Regions from separate parts of the Homo sapiens genome. Here region 1 is linked to region 2. The links are chromatin contacts, found by Hi-C or POLR2A ChIA-PET in ENCODE. All regions are on one chromosome and are shown on one strand. Each heading gives the region's core, a stretch centred on a gene start or an enhancer-like site at or near the end of the contact. The rest is flanking DNA. Distances are from core to core; before and after follow the strand shown.

The links. Hi-C counts contacts between places; a loop is a spot of excess contacts on that map. ChIA-PET counts read pairs that join two places held with the same protein, here RNA polymerase II (POLR2A). Pooled maps may share reads with other maps.
Region 1: a loop to region 2 is called in a pooled map, with 6 times the contacts of the local background. The contact joins the promoter of HOOK2 here to the enhancer-like site in region 2. A Hi-C loop is called at or near these places in 8 of 50 pooled maps. POLR2A ChIA-PET finds 5 or more read pairs at or near these places in 15 of 52 experiments (B cell, CD8-positive, alpha-beta T cell, Caco-2 and 11 more).

The regions. Positions count from the first base shown.
Region 1 is chr19:12,770,189-12,776,801 of GRCh38, forward strand. It overlaps HOOK2 (hook microtubule tethering protein 2), which reads right to left and starts at 5,364. Exons shown (of 23, transcript NM_013312.3): 1 at 5,217-5,364; 2 at 4,624-4,709; 3 at 4,481-4,553; 4 at 2,806-2,856; 5 at 2,592-2,724; 6 at 2,425-2,492; 7 at 2,002-2,064; 8 at 1,209-1,289; 9 at 971-1,131; 10 at 744-884. The coding sequence starts at 5,261. RefSeq lists enhancers at 754-1,254, 1,255-1,755, 4,286-4,966, 4,967-5,645, a cis regulatory region at 5,182-5,823 and a silencer at 5,208-5,427.
Region 2 is chr19:12,862,457-12,868,973 of GRCh38, forward strand. It overlaps MAST1 (microtubule associated serine/threonine kinase 1), which reads left to right. Exons shown (of 26, transcript NM_014975.3): 13 at 2,353-2,491; 14 at 2,590-2,722; 15 at 2,860-3,025; 16 at 3,261-3,362; 17 at 3,524-3,646; 18 at 4,197-4,306; 19 at 5,018-5,196; 20 at 5,274-5,521; 21 at 6,187-6,393. Among named protein-coding and RNA genes, the nearest start is that of MIR6794, 13 kb to the left of the region's middle. RefSeq lists enhancers at 2,321-3,109, 3,110-3,897, 5,119-5,413 and a cis regulatory region at 4,695-5,475. Within about 2 kb of position 5,160, at least 5 of the 41 ENCODE cell types and tissues checked have a DNase peak (open chromatin) inside an H3K27ac peak, as active enhancers do.

The sequences.
Region 1 (6,613 bases), core at 4,114-6,613, 92 kb before region 2:
GGGTTCAAGGTGAAGGGGTCATGAAAGTTGAGGGTTAGGGGTCAATCAGGGCCTGGAGCTGTTGAGAGTCATTACAGCAATGGTTAGCCCAGGGTTATAATCAGGTATCCCCTGGGGTGGAATTGTGGGGACACAGAGGGTGGGGTTATAGGGGGAGTGATGGGGAGCCTAGAGAGGTCTGAGCATCTGCCAAGGATACCTTGGAGTCATTGGGGGAGGTATGGGACAAGAGGACTGCGGGGTCCTTAGAAGTGCAATTGGGGGGTGCACTAGTACCTTCGCATTACAGAGATGCTATAGGGGCCCAGTGGAGCCCTTTGTGGTTACAGAAGGCACAGTAGAGTCAAAAGGGGGTGCAAAGTAATTGCATTGTGGAGTCCTAGAAGGTACCATGGGATCCAGGGGCATTATGAAGCCCAAACTGTGCAGTGGGATCTGCAGAGCATTGTAGGGGAGGTTCTTGTGTTTTGGGGGGCCACAGGGATGCTATGGGGTCTTGGAAGCATACTGTGGGATAAGGGGGGGGCAGTGTGGGGTCCAGGGGATATGGTGGAATTCAGGATAGTGCAATGTGGCCTTGGGCGTTCTGTAGGGCTCAGGGTGGCACTGTGGAGTCCAGGGGGCATATTGGGGGTTCACTGGGCACATGAAAATTACAGAGCTGCTATGGCATCAGAGGGGAACTCTGGAAACAGGTTTACCCCCCGCCCCCCGTGATGGGGACCCAGGAACCCACCACTCACCGTAGTTCATCCATCTCATCCTTCAGGGCCTGTGCCTCCTGGGCCAGGCTAGTCAGCGCCTGGTTCCGGTGCTGCAGCTCCGCAACCTCCCTCTCCAGCTCGGCACAGCGCAGGCGCTCATCCTCCCTGCCACTCTCCAGCCTGGGGGTGTTGGGGGAAGAGCACATGAGGGGGCTGCCCTCCCCCGGTCCCCTGGCTTGCCTGGCCCAGTCCCCAGCTGACCACACCTGAAGTTCTCCTCCTGCAACTGCTCCAGCTGGGATTGCAGCAGCAGCAGCTTCTTGGCAGTGAGACCTGGGGTACCCTCGCCTTCAGGCCGGCCCATCCGCTCCCGCAGCCCTGCATTCTCTTGCGCCAGGCTCTGCTTCTCCTCTGACAGGAGCATCAGCTGCGGGCAGGGCAGAAAGATGAGCTTGGGCTTGGAGAGGGGCTACTCAAGTGACCCTGCCCCACCTAGGGCCCTACCTGCCGCTCCAGATCCAGACAGCGCTGCTGTAATTCGTCCCCCTCCTCAGCCTCCTCACTTAGGAAATAGTACCTGCGGGACTGCAGAGATGAGGGGGAAGAGGAACTCAGGGATTCAGGAGAAGGACGGGGGGAGGGAGGCTGAGATCTCTAGAGGCCAAATGGAGGGGGCCAAGAAACCCTCAGGATTGAAAAGAGGGCTGGCGCCGGGTGCAGTGGCTCGCGCCTATAATCCCAGCACTTTGGGAGGCTGAGGCGGGTGGGTTACCTGAGATCAGGAGTTCCAGACCAGCCTGCCCAACGTGGCGAACCCCTTCTCTACTAAAAACACAAAAATTAGCCGGGTGTGGTGGCGTGTGCCTGTAGTCCTGGCTACTCGGGAGGCTGAGGCAGGAGAATCGCTTGAACCCGGGAGGCGGAGGTTGCAGTGAGCCGAGATCGTGCCACTGCACTCCAGCCTGGGTGACAGAGTGAGACTCCATCTCAAAAAAAAAAAAAAAAAAGAAAAAGAAAAGAAAAGAAAACAGGGCTGGGGTTGGAGACTGAAGGAAGAGCGATTCCAGAACACTGGAGACCTGGTACAGGAAGTGGCTAGCACCCTGGAAGATGGGCGTGGCTTACAGGCTTAAGGACAAGCCCCTCCCCCTTAGGCTACCCTGAGCATCTGTAAGTGGGGTCTGGACCTTTAACAAGGTTAAGTCACAAGGTTAATCACAGCAAACTTATCCCCAACTCCCGGCCTTTGGATTTGCTGATCCCTGTGCCTGGAACACCTTTCCCCCAAATCTCTTACCTGGCTGTCAAAGTTGCCATACGTCTCTGGTGACAGGGAGTCAGGAGTGTCTTTGGTCATGAGCTGAGGAGTGGGAAGGGGCATTGTAATGAACTGGATATCTGAGGCCAGCCTTCAAAGTATCTACTATCCAACCTGAGAACCTCTCCATCCTCCCGTCAAGGCCAGTTCTGCCCAATAACCCCAGCCCAGAGGCTGCCCTCCTGCCTCCAACACAGAGGGAAGCCAGATCCCTTGAGCCTGCTAGATTGCGACTTAGAGCTGGGAGGAGCTGGCAGACACATGAGACAGAGATGTCTGGCCAGCTGAGTTCCAGGCAGAGTCCAGACCTTACCAGGGCAGGACCTGTGCCCAGTTCTCTCTGCCCTAGAGATGTCCCCTCTCCTGACATTTTCCAATTGCACACTGAGTGCCCCCACCCACCTCTTGGATGGCTTCCATCACCACATGCTGAACCGATTCTTCCAGCGTCATGATTCTCTGGATGTGGTCTGGGGATCAAGGTGGGGGAGGCTGAGACCCAGGGGTGAGGTGGGGAGGAAGGAGGATTTCCTCAGGCCAGCCCTGGGGACCCCCTAAGCTCCCCATACCCTGCTTTTTCTCGCAACTGATGGCACAGCCCAGCACCAGCTGAAGCAGCTTGCCGAGCTCTGCCGGGTCTGAGAACTCTCCAATGAGGCTCACATCTGGGAGATGCTCTTCTGACACAGGATGCGCCAGGACCTGGGGAGAAGGGGGTGTCAGGGGCTCATGGGCCCACCCTTCTCCCAACTCAACCCCCTGAATCCCTTTACAGTTACTCACATCCTGGGAGTACTCTACTAGGCTCCGTAAGACCATCTTCAGATTGCTGACCTAGGGAGGAACAAGGAACTGTGGACAAGTTCAGAGGCCTCCCACTCTGAATCTGTAGGTCCCATCCTCTCTCCACCTCACTTCTCCTTCCCTGCTCATCTCATCCTATTCTGTCTGCGTGCGCCTTCCTCTAGGGGTGACCTGTCTGGCTGTCTGCCCCTTTTGTCTGCCTGACCATCTTTGTTTCTTTTTTTTTTTTTTTTTTTTTTTGCTTTAGCTTTTTAAGACAGGGTCTGGCTCTGTCACCCAGGCTGGAGTGCAGTGGTGCAATCTTGGCTCACTGCAGCCTCGACCTCCTGGGGTCAAGCAATCCTCCTATCTCTGCCTCCCAGTAGCTGGGACTACAGGCATATGCCACCACAATCGACTACTTTTTTTTATTTGTAGAGAGGAGGTTTTGCTATGTAGCCCAGGCTGGTCTCAAGCTCCTGAGCTCAAGCAATCCTCCCACCTCAGCCTCTAAAATTGCTGGGATTACAGGCATGAGCCACTGTGCCCGGCCTGCCTGACCATCTTCCTTCATATGTCTCCAGAACCAAGTCACTTCTCACCACCTGCCCCACCATCCTTCAGCCCTACCCATCCATCTTTACCTCTCACCTGGATTAGTGCACCAGCTGCCTCTCCTCTTCCACTTTTGCTGCCTACATTTTATTTCTCTCCATGCAGCCAGGGGGAGCTTTATAAAGCCCAAGCCAGGTTGCATCTTTGCTCTGCTAAAACCCTGCCTTGACTTTCCACAGCACTTAAAAATAGAATCCACACCCCCACCATGGCCTGCCAGGCCCCTGATGACCTCATCTCCTACAAATCTTGCCCTCTTGCTCTGTTCTGCCCTCTCTGCCATTCCTCCATCACACCAAGTTTATTCCCAAATCACGGCCTTTACATCTGCTATTCCCTATGCCTGGAACACCGTTCCCCCAAATTTCACTTGGAGATTAACCCATCTGATGTAATCAGCCACCTATGCCCTCATTGCTCTCTCTCAAAGCCCTGCTTTTTTGTTGTCTTCACAGAACTACTGGCATCAAAAGTTTTTTCTTTTTCTTTTTCTTTTTCTTTTTTTCTTCTTCTTGAGACAAGAGTCTCGCTCTGTTGCCCAGGCTGGAGTGCAATGGCTCAATCTCAGCTCACTGCATCCTCCACCTCCCAGGTTCAAGTGATTCTCATGTCTCAGCCTCCCAAGTAACTGGGATTACAGGTGCACACCACCCCACCCAGCTAATTTTTGTATTTTTAGTAGAGATGGGGTTTCAACTTGTTGGCCAGGCTGGTCTTGAACTCCTGGCCCCAGGTGATCCACCCACTTTAGCCTCTCAAAGTGTTGGGATTACAGGCATGAGCCACTGCGCCCAGCCTGGAAGTTAATTTTTATGGTTGTGTATGTGTTGCTTGTCACTAGAATGATGGCTGTGTGGGGCAGGTTTTTGTCTGTGTTATTCCTTGCTGAATGCCCAGGCCTGGCACAGGGTGAGTACTCCATAGATGAATGGATGAACAAATGGTTGATCACCAGACATCTGTCCCTCTTCCTGCCCATCACCCAGGACATGTGCCTAGCTGGCCCGTCCCTGGTCATCTCTTCACCAGTCTGTCCTCTAATCAGGAGTCCACTTGTCACCTTCAGCTTCCAGTTGGGACCTGGATCTTCCGAGATGCCCTGGAGCCATGCCTCGTTGAACCAGGAGGGGTCTCTGGGGGCGAGAAGGTGGGATGAGCAGACTGGGGGACACTTTTGGGATCCTCCCCTTCAGCTCCACTCACATCTGGTTCAGCACATAGGCTACGGCAAGGCCGCTGCTCAGGTCCTGAGGGCTGGCACAGGGAGACGGAACGTGGAACGTCTGTAACTGAGGGGTAAAGGAAAGGACAAGGAAAGAGTTAGGGCCTGGGAGCGCCGAACCGCTCCCCTTTTGCAGACTTTTCCAGTCAGCGAACCTCACATGGTGGGGCGGGCGCTGCTCCGCCACAGCAGCTCTGCGAGGGACTGGCTTCTGCTCACCTGAGACCGGAGGGGGCGTGGCCTCACCTCACCTCTGCCCAACAAACCCTGCGCGTCCAGGCCAGGGTGGTATCGCGAGTCACCTGGGCCCCACAGGCACCACGTGACCAGGCCAATTCACCTGTGTCCTCGCCCCACGTGAACCAACCACAGAGGGGCGGGGCCTCACCTGTCCTTTCCACGCAGACTTGCCACGTGACGGGGGCGGGTGCTCGGGCCAGAGTCCAACGGTCCAGCAAGTCGACGACCCCGCACCTCCCAGCCCCAGCACCAAGAGACTGACCGAACCAGGGCCAGGGATCCCGGGCAAGAGGAGCGGGCGCTCACCTTCCCCTAGCCCCGCCCCACGACCTACCCAGGTGAGCAGAGACCCGCATAGCTCAGCTTTGTCCACGCTCATGGCTCCCGATCGGATTCAATCCAGGCCACGGAGCCCCGGCGCCGCAGCAGCCTCCGGGTCCGCCACCAGCGAGCGCCCGCAGCCCCGACCTCCCGCTCGGCCTAGAGCGCCGCCCCGCCCCGCCCCCCTAGGCGCAGGCCCCGCCCCGCCCCCAAGCCCAGGCTCCGCCTCGGAACGTAATCTCCTCCCTACGCCCGCTCTTGCCTCCAGCCCCGCCATCTTGGATCCGGGCACCGTTCGGGCGCCCGCCCTGCCGCTAGGGGTCAGCCTGGCCCAGCCTTGTGCATCCGAGGGTGGTCCCACCTCCCATCCTCGCCCTGGCCCTTTTTGGGGTGGGAGGTCCTCAAGATCCTTTTGAGACGGAGGTGCTCCACCCTGTTACACAAGCGCATTCACGTCTTTTCCCTGCAACTTAAGTAAATTCTTTTTTTTTTTTTTTTTTTTTTTGAGACGGAGTCTCGCTGTCGCCCAGGCTGGAGTGCAGTGGCGCAATCTCGGCTCACTGCAGGCTCCGCCCCCTGGGGTTCACGCCATTCTCCTGCCTCAGCCTCCCGAGTAGCTGGGACTACAGGCGCCCGCCACCTCGCCCGGCTAATTTTTTGTATTTTTAGTAGAGACGGGGTTTCACCGTGTTAGCCAGGATGGTCTCGATCTCCTGACCTCGTGATCCGCCCGCCTCGGCCTCCCAAAGTGCTGGGATTACAGGCGTGAGCCACCGCGCCCGGCCTTAAGTAAATTCTTGTGTCTAACCACTTTATAATCGGAGCCGTTGTGCGGGGAGGGGCGAGCCCTGGCACTTTCTATGGACTGGGAGAGGGGATGCTAAAGGGGTTTTCCCGCCGGACGCGGTGGCTCTCGACTGTAATCCCAGTATTTTGGGAGGCCTAGGAGGGAGAATTAATTTGGATAGAAGTTGGAGACCAGCCTCTCTTCAAAAAATTTAAAAATTACCCAGGTAGCGGTGGCTCACGCCTGTAATCCCAGCACTTTGGGAGGCCGAGGCGGGCGGATCACGAGGTCAGGTGTTCGAGACCAGCCTGGCCAACATGGTGAAACCCCGTCTCTACTAAAAATACTAAAAATTAGCTGGGCGTGGTGGCGCACGCCTGATTTCAGCTACTCGGGAGGCTGAGGCAGGAGAATCGCTTGAACCCTGGAGGCGGAGGTTGCAGTCAGCCGAGATCGTACCACTGCACTCCAGGGGGCAACAGTGCAAGACTCCTCAAAAAAAAAAAAAAAAAAATTAGCCAGACATGTTGGCGTGTTTCTGTGGTCCTAGCTCCTAGCTCTACAGAGGCTGAGGTGGGAGGATAGCTTGAGCCCAGGAGGTCGAGACTGCAGTGAGCCGTGAT
Region 2 (6,517 bases), core at 3,910-6,409:
TAATGGAGGGTTTTAAGAAGATTTGATATGATCAGATTTATGTTTTAAGAAAATCCATTTGGAGGCCCATTATAGTAGCTTACGACTGTAATCCCAGCACTTACAGTGGGAGACCAAGGCAGGCAGAACACTTGTGGTCAAGAGTCCAAGATCAACCTACCCAGCATGGTGAAACCCTGTTGTTGTTGTTTTTTTCTTTTCCTTTTTTTTTTTTTTTTTGAGACAGAGTTTCGCTCTGGCTAAACTCGTTGCCCAGGCTAGAGTGCAATGACGTGATCTTGGCTCACCGCAACCTCCTCCTCCCGGGTTCAAGCGATTCTCCTGCCTCAGCTTCTTGAGTAGCTGGAATTATAGGTATGCACCACCACACCTGGCTATTTTTGTATTTTTAGTAGAGATGGGGTTTCTCCATGTCAGCCAGGCTGGTCTCGAACTCCCAACCTCAGGTGATGTGCCTGCCTCGGCTTCCCAAAGTGTTGGGATTACAGGCGTGAGCCACTGTGCCCGGCCAATGAAACCCTGTTTCTACTAAAATTACAAAAATTAGCCAGGAGTGGCGGTGCACGCCTATCATCCCAGCTACTCGGGAGGCTGAGGAACAAGAATCTCTTGAACCCGGGGGCGGTGAGTGGGCAGAGGTTGCAGTGAGCCGAGATGGAGCCACTGCACTCTAGCCTGGGTGACAGAGCCAGACTCTGACTCAAAAAAAAAAAAAAAAAAAAAAAGAGAAAAAGAAAAAAATTAAGAAAAGATAATCCATTTGGCTCTTGTGGAGAGAGCAGAATCAGGAGACTAGGAGGTAGATGACTGCTCTAGTCCAGGTTCATTGCAGAGGAGGAGGAGAGAAGGGGGCCAAATCAGTATCTCTATGGTGGGTCTGTGTGCACAATAGATGTGCTCAAATGCAGATTCCTGGGCCCCACCCTCAGAGAGTTTCTGAAACCAGCAAAATCTCGCAGAAAAGAGAACAGAAAAAAGAAAGAAATCATTAGCTTTCTTGGTCATTGGTGATTGAAAAACCAATATTACCTTCAGGAATGGCTGGATGTAGGTGCTCAAACCATTCCATCAGGAAACTCTCCATCTCTTGGCTCTGTACTCCCACATGTGGGCTTCCTTCTAGACAAGCCCTCATGTAGCAAGGTTGCCATCTAGCAGATCTCAGCTTACATTCTATGAGCTTAGCAATTCTTACAGGAAAAGAGTGAAAATTCCAAGGGCTAACTCACTGGAGCAACTTGGGTTACATACTGCCCCGGTTGCTGCACATGGAAGGAAATCTAGCCTTTGTAGGATAAAAAGGAAATAGATATTGAGAAACTGAAATACCAATGCCAATTACAGTAAATCTGGCAGAGGGGCAGAGGCAGTGGCCAACACTTTGGGAAGCTGAGGCAGGAGGATCCTTTGAACCCAAGAGTTGGAGACCAGCTTGGGCAACACAATGAAACTCGTTTCTACAAAAAACTTTTTTTTTTTTTTTTTTGAGACGGAGTCTTGCTCTGTCACCCAGGCTGGACTGCAGTGGTGCGATCTTGGATCTCTGCAACCTCTGCCTCCCAGGTTCAAGCCATTCTTCTGCCTTAGCCTCCCGAGTAGCTGGGATTACAGCCGTCTGCCAACAAGCCAGGCTAACTTTAGTATTCTTTTTTCAGAGATGGGGTTTCACCATGTTGACCAGGCTGGTCTCGAACTCCTGACCTCAAGTGATCCACCCGCCTTGGCTTCCCAAAGTGCTGGGATTTCAGGCGTGAGCTACCATGCCCAGCCTTGAACAATTTTTTAAAAATCAGCTGGGCATGGTGGCTCACATCTGTAGTCCCAGCTACTCAGGAGGCTGAAGCAGGAGGATTGCTTGAGCTGGGAGGTTGAGGATGCAGTGAGCTGTGATCTTGCCACCGCACTCTAGACTGGGCAATGGAGTAAGACCCTGTCTCAAAAAAAAAAAAAAAAAATCTAGTGAAGACCAAGAATCTGCATCTAAGGCTTCCAGCTCCAAGGTTCAGACACCAGGAGATAGAGGGCTGTGCTTCCAGATGCAGTTGATAAGTGGGTAGCCTTTGTTCCCCAACTAAACCTCACCTCTACCAACAACTGCCTGCATGACCCATCCTTTCTTTGAGTCTCCATCCCTTTGTGTATAAGATGAGCTGATGACACCAACTTTGGAGGATGGCTAAGAGGACAAGAAGAACCCAGTAGAGGACCTGGAGGGAGGGAGGCCCCTCTCAGAGCCTCAGTTTCCCTTATCTATAAAACGGGTACAACATAACATGAGAAGTTGGTGCTATGGTGCATGTCCAGAGAGAGGAATGCCTCCCTTTTTATGCGGGCCCATTTCCTGGCCTGCAGGCGGCGACTGTGCCACCCTGCTGAAGAATATTGGAGCGCTGCCCGTAGAGATGGCCCGCATGTACTTTGCTGAGACGGTGCTAGCCCTGGAGTATTTGCACAACTATGGCATCGTGCACCGCGACCTCAAGCCTGACAAGTGAGCTTTGATCTTTCCCATCACTCCCTCTGTCCCTCGGGAGGCCAGGAGGCAGAATGGACGGGCCTCATCCCTGAGATCCCCACCTGTGCCTACAGCCTCCTTATCACCTCCATGGGTCACATCAAGCTCACAGATTTCGGCCTCTCCAAGATGGGGCTCATGAGCCTCACCACCAACTTATATGAAGGCCACATCGAGAAGGACGCCCGAGAGTTCCTGGACAAACAGGTGTGTGTGCGGGCATGGGGGTCGCTGAGGGTGGAGTGACCCTGCAGGACCTCGGGAACCCAGGGCCTGGTGGGGGGCACAGCTCTCCCTTGAGGGCCCTCCTCTGGCTGGGGCGTGGGCTGACAGCCTGCCCCCAGGTGTGTGGGACCCCAGAGTACATCGCGCCCGAGGTCATCCTGCGTCAAGGCTACGGCAAGCCAGTGGACTGGTGGGCTATGGGGATCATCCTCTACGAGTTCCTGGTGGGCTGTGTGCCCTTCTTCGGAGACACACCAGAGGAGCTATTTGGACAGGTCATCAGTGGTACGTGGCTTGGCAGTGTACAGGGGCAGAGTGTGGTGTGCACGGAGAGATGGACAGGCTCAGGGTTCCAGGGATTTCAAAAGCGACCCCCCAGAGGATCGCTTGCACTCAGGAGGTCAAGGCTGCAGTGAGCCATGATCGTGCCACTGCACTCCAGCTGGGTGACACAGTGAGATCCTGTGTCCAAACAACAACAACAACAAAAACCGCCCCTAAGTTCCGTTTTGTTTTGCAGATGACATCCTGTGGCCCGAGGGGGATGAGGCCCTACCTACGGAGGCCCAACTCCTCATATCCAGCCTCCTGCAGACCAACCCTCTGGTCAGGCTTGGGGCAGGTAAGTCCGCCATGCAGAGGAGCTGAGGGCCCACTGATAGAGAGCAGGCCTCCAAAACCCCAGGCCCAGCCTGTGCTGTGGCCCCGGGGCGGAAGACATGGGGGGCGGGGCTGGGCTGCTGGGTTGGCCATCAGCTGTGGCTGGAATCCCTTCCGTCCCAGGCGGCGCTTTTGAGGTGAAGCAGCACAGTTTCTTTCGAGACCTGGACTGGACAGGGCTGCTGAGGCAGAAGGCCGAGTTCATCCCCCACCTAGAGTCGGAAGATGACACTAGCTACTTTGACAGTGAGCTGGGACACCAGGCACGACCTGGGTCGAGGGGTGGGATCCGGGAAGAGGGACCCTGGGGTAAGTAAAGCCTGGGATAGGGCCTGGCTAAGTACCAAGATGTGATGCCTAGGTGCGAAGGTGGTATTTTGGTGGGGGCGGGGCCAAGTGGGGCGGGGCTGACATACAGGCGGGGCTCAGGCTGAAATGTAGGTAAGAACCTGAGATTGGGCTAGGTGTGGGGCCTGGCCTGGGTGAGTTGTGAGTGTGGGCCTGGAACTGAACTAGAGAGAGGTACTAGCGCTCAGAATGGCCTGGGGTGATGCCAGGGTGCAGAGCACTGTAGGTGGAGCGTGGCCTCTTTGGAGGCGGGGCTAGACGGTGCCACTGAGAATGGGGCAAGGACCTTGCCTGGGAGCGGAGCCTAAATTAAATACACTAATGAGGCAGGGGCGTGGCCTGACCTGAAGACTTGTAAACCCGTCTTGAACCAGGACTGGGCTCCTGTGGGGATGTGATATGAGGAGGAACCCCGTACCCTCAGTCACAGCCCATACCCGCTCCCCAGCCCGCTCAGACAGGTATCACCACGTGAACTCCTATGACGAGGATGACACGACGGAGGAGGAGCCCGTGGAAATCCGCCAGTTCTCTTCCTGCTCTCCGCGCTTCAGCAAGGTGGGCCAAGTCTGGGTGTGGGACAGGGCGAGACCCCAGGAGGGATGGGGCTTGGAGAGACAGTGAGAAACAGGTTCCCTGGTGCCCAAGGTCTCAGGAGCGGGAAGTTATTGATGGGGCGGGAGTCTGGAAGGTGGTAAGGCCACGCAAGAGGCAGGTTCGGGAGTCTATGGGACGGGCCTTTGGCACTGAGTGGAATCTAACAGGAATCAGGACAGTTGTGCAGATTGAGGCCATGGTGGGGCGGGGCTAGGTGTGGGTGGGGCGGGGTCAGGACGTGGGAATGAGGCCAGCAGCGAAGGCGGAGTAAAGCCCAGCGAAGTCTTGCTTTTATTTATTTATTTTTATTTTTTCTAATAACGGGCAGAGAAGCCATAGGCCTTGCTTTGAGAAGCAACTTGTAGAGGCGTGCAGGGCCTAGCCTGGGCTAAGGAGACATAAATTAAGGGGGTTGCTGGGAAGATGGGGCTGTGTAGAGAGCAGATTGGTCAGGGCATCGTCGGGGCAGAGCCTAGAATAAAACGCAGTGCCTAACTTTGTGGTGTGGGGCCTGAACTGAAGAATTGTAGGTTGGGGGATCATGCACAATTGGGCGGAGCCAGGCCTCGGAGGGTGGAGTGCGTTTTGCGGGGGATCCACTGCCAGGAAGCTGATTAGCTCCGGAGTGAAAGTGGAACCCGGGCTGGACTTGCCTCCCACCACCACCTACAGGTGTATAGCAGCATGGAGCAGCTGTCGCAGCACGAGCCCAAGACCCCAGTAGCAGCTGCAGGGAGCAGCAAGCGGGAGCCGAGCACCAAGGGCCCCGAGGAGAAGGTGGCCGGCAAGCGGGAGGGGCTGGGCGGCCTGACCCTGCGTGAGAAGACCTGGAGAGGGGGCTCTCCGGAGATGTGAGCAGGGGAATGGCGGAGTTTGGGGGCGGGGTCGAAGGGGGCGTGTCTTCCATAACCACGCCCCCTCCATGCAGCAAGCGATTCTCCGCGTCCGAGGCCAGTTTCCTGGAGGGAGAGGCCAGTCCCCCTTTGGGCGCCCGCCGCCGTTTCTCGGCGCTGCTGGAGCCCAGCCGCTTCAGCGCCCCCCAAGAGGACGAGGATGAGGCCCGGCTGCGCAGGCCTCCCCGGCCCAGCTCCGACCCCGCGGGATCCCTGGATGCACGGGCCCCCAAAGAGGAGACTCAAGGGGAAGGCACCTCCAGCGCCGGGGACTCCGAGGCCAGTGAGTGCCCTATCGTGCTGCCTTCCCCAATCTTCCCCAATGTCCTACTGGTCATATAGTGAGCATCCCACGAGCCTGGTGCTGTTTATGAAAGATCTCAGGTCCTATTCACATTGCAATTTGGGATTTTTTTTTTTTTTTTTTTTTTTGAGACAGAGTCTCACTCCATCACCCAGGATGGAGTGCAGTGGCGTGATCTCGGCTCACTGCAACCTCCACCTCCCAAGTTCAAGTGGTTCTCGCACCTCAGCCTCCCGAGTAGCTGGGATTACAGGCGCGCGCCACTACCCCCGGCTAATTTTTGTATTTTTAGTAGAGACAGGGTTTCTTCATGTTGGCAAGGCTGGTCTCGAACTCCTGACCTCAAGTGATCTGCCTTCCTTGGCCTACCAAAGTGCTGGGGTTACAGTCGTGAGCCACCACACCCAGCCCAATTTGGGATTCTTAACATTAGAAACACCCCAATACCATGGTCAGTCAGTGATACAGACCGATACAGACTATGTCTCTATATGAGGAGCAGTGAGGCATGCAGGTTACCTGCTCAGATGAAACTCACCATCCATCAAGGGTAAAAAGTGGAAAGAGCATTCCAGGCAGGGAAACAGTATGTGGGAAATCCCTGGCCTTGGACTAATTCCTAACACACTTGCTTTCTGTTGCAGCTGACCGTCCACGCCCAGGTGACCTCTGCCCACCCTCGAAGGATGGGGATGCATCAGGCCCAAGGGCTACCAATGACTTGGTTCTGCGCCGGGCGCGGCACCAGCAGATGTCAGGGGATGTGGCAGTAGAGAAGAGGCCTTCTCGAACTGGGGGCAAAGTCATCAAATCAGCCTCAGCCACTGCCTTATCTGTCATGATTCCTGCAGGTAATGCTGGGCCCCACCTGGCAGGGGAGGGGCTGCCCCCCATTTGAGGCAGGACAGACCAATGAAAATGCTGCATTTTCCCTGTCCACCGTGATTGGCTCCAGGCTGGACCAATGAGAGGCTG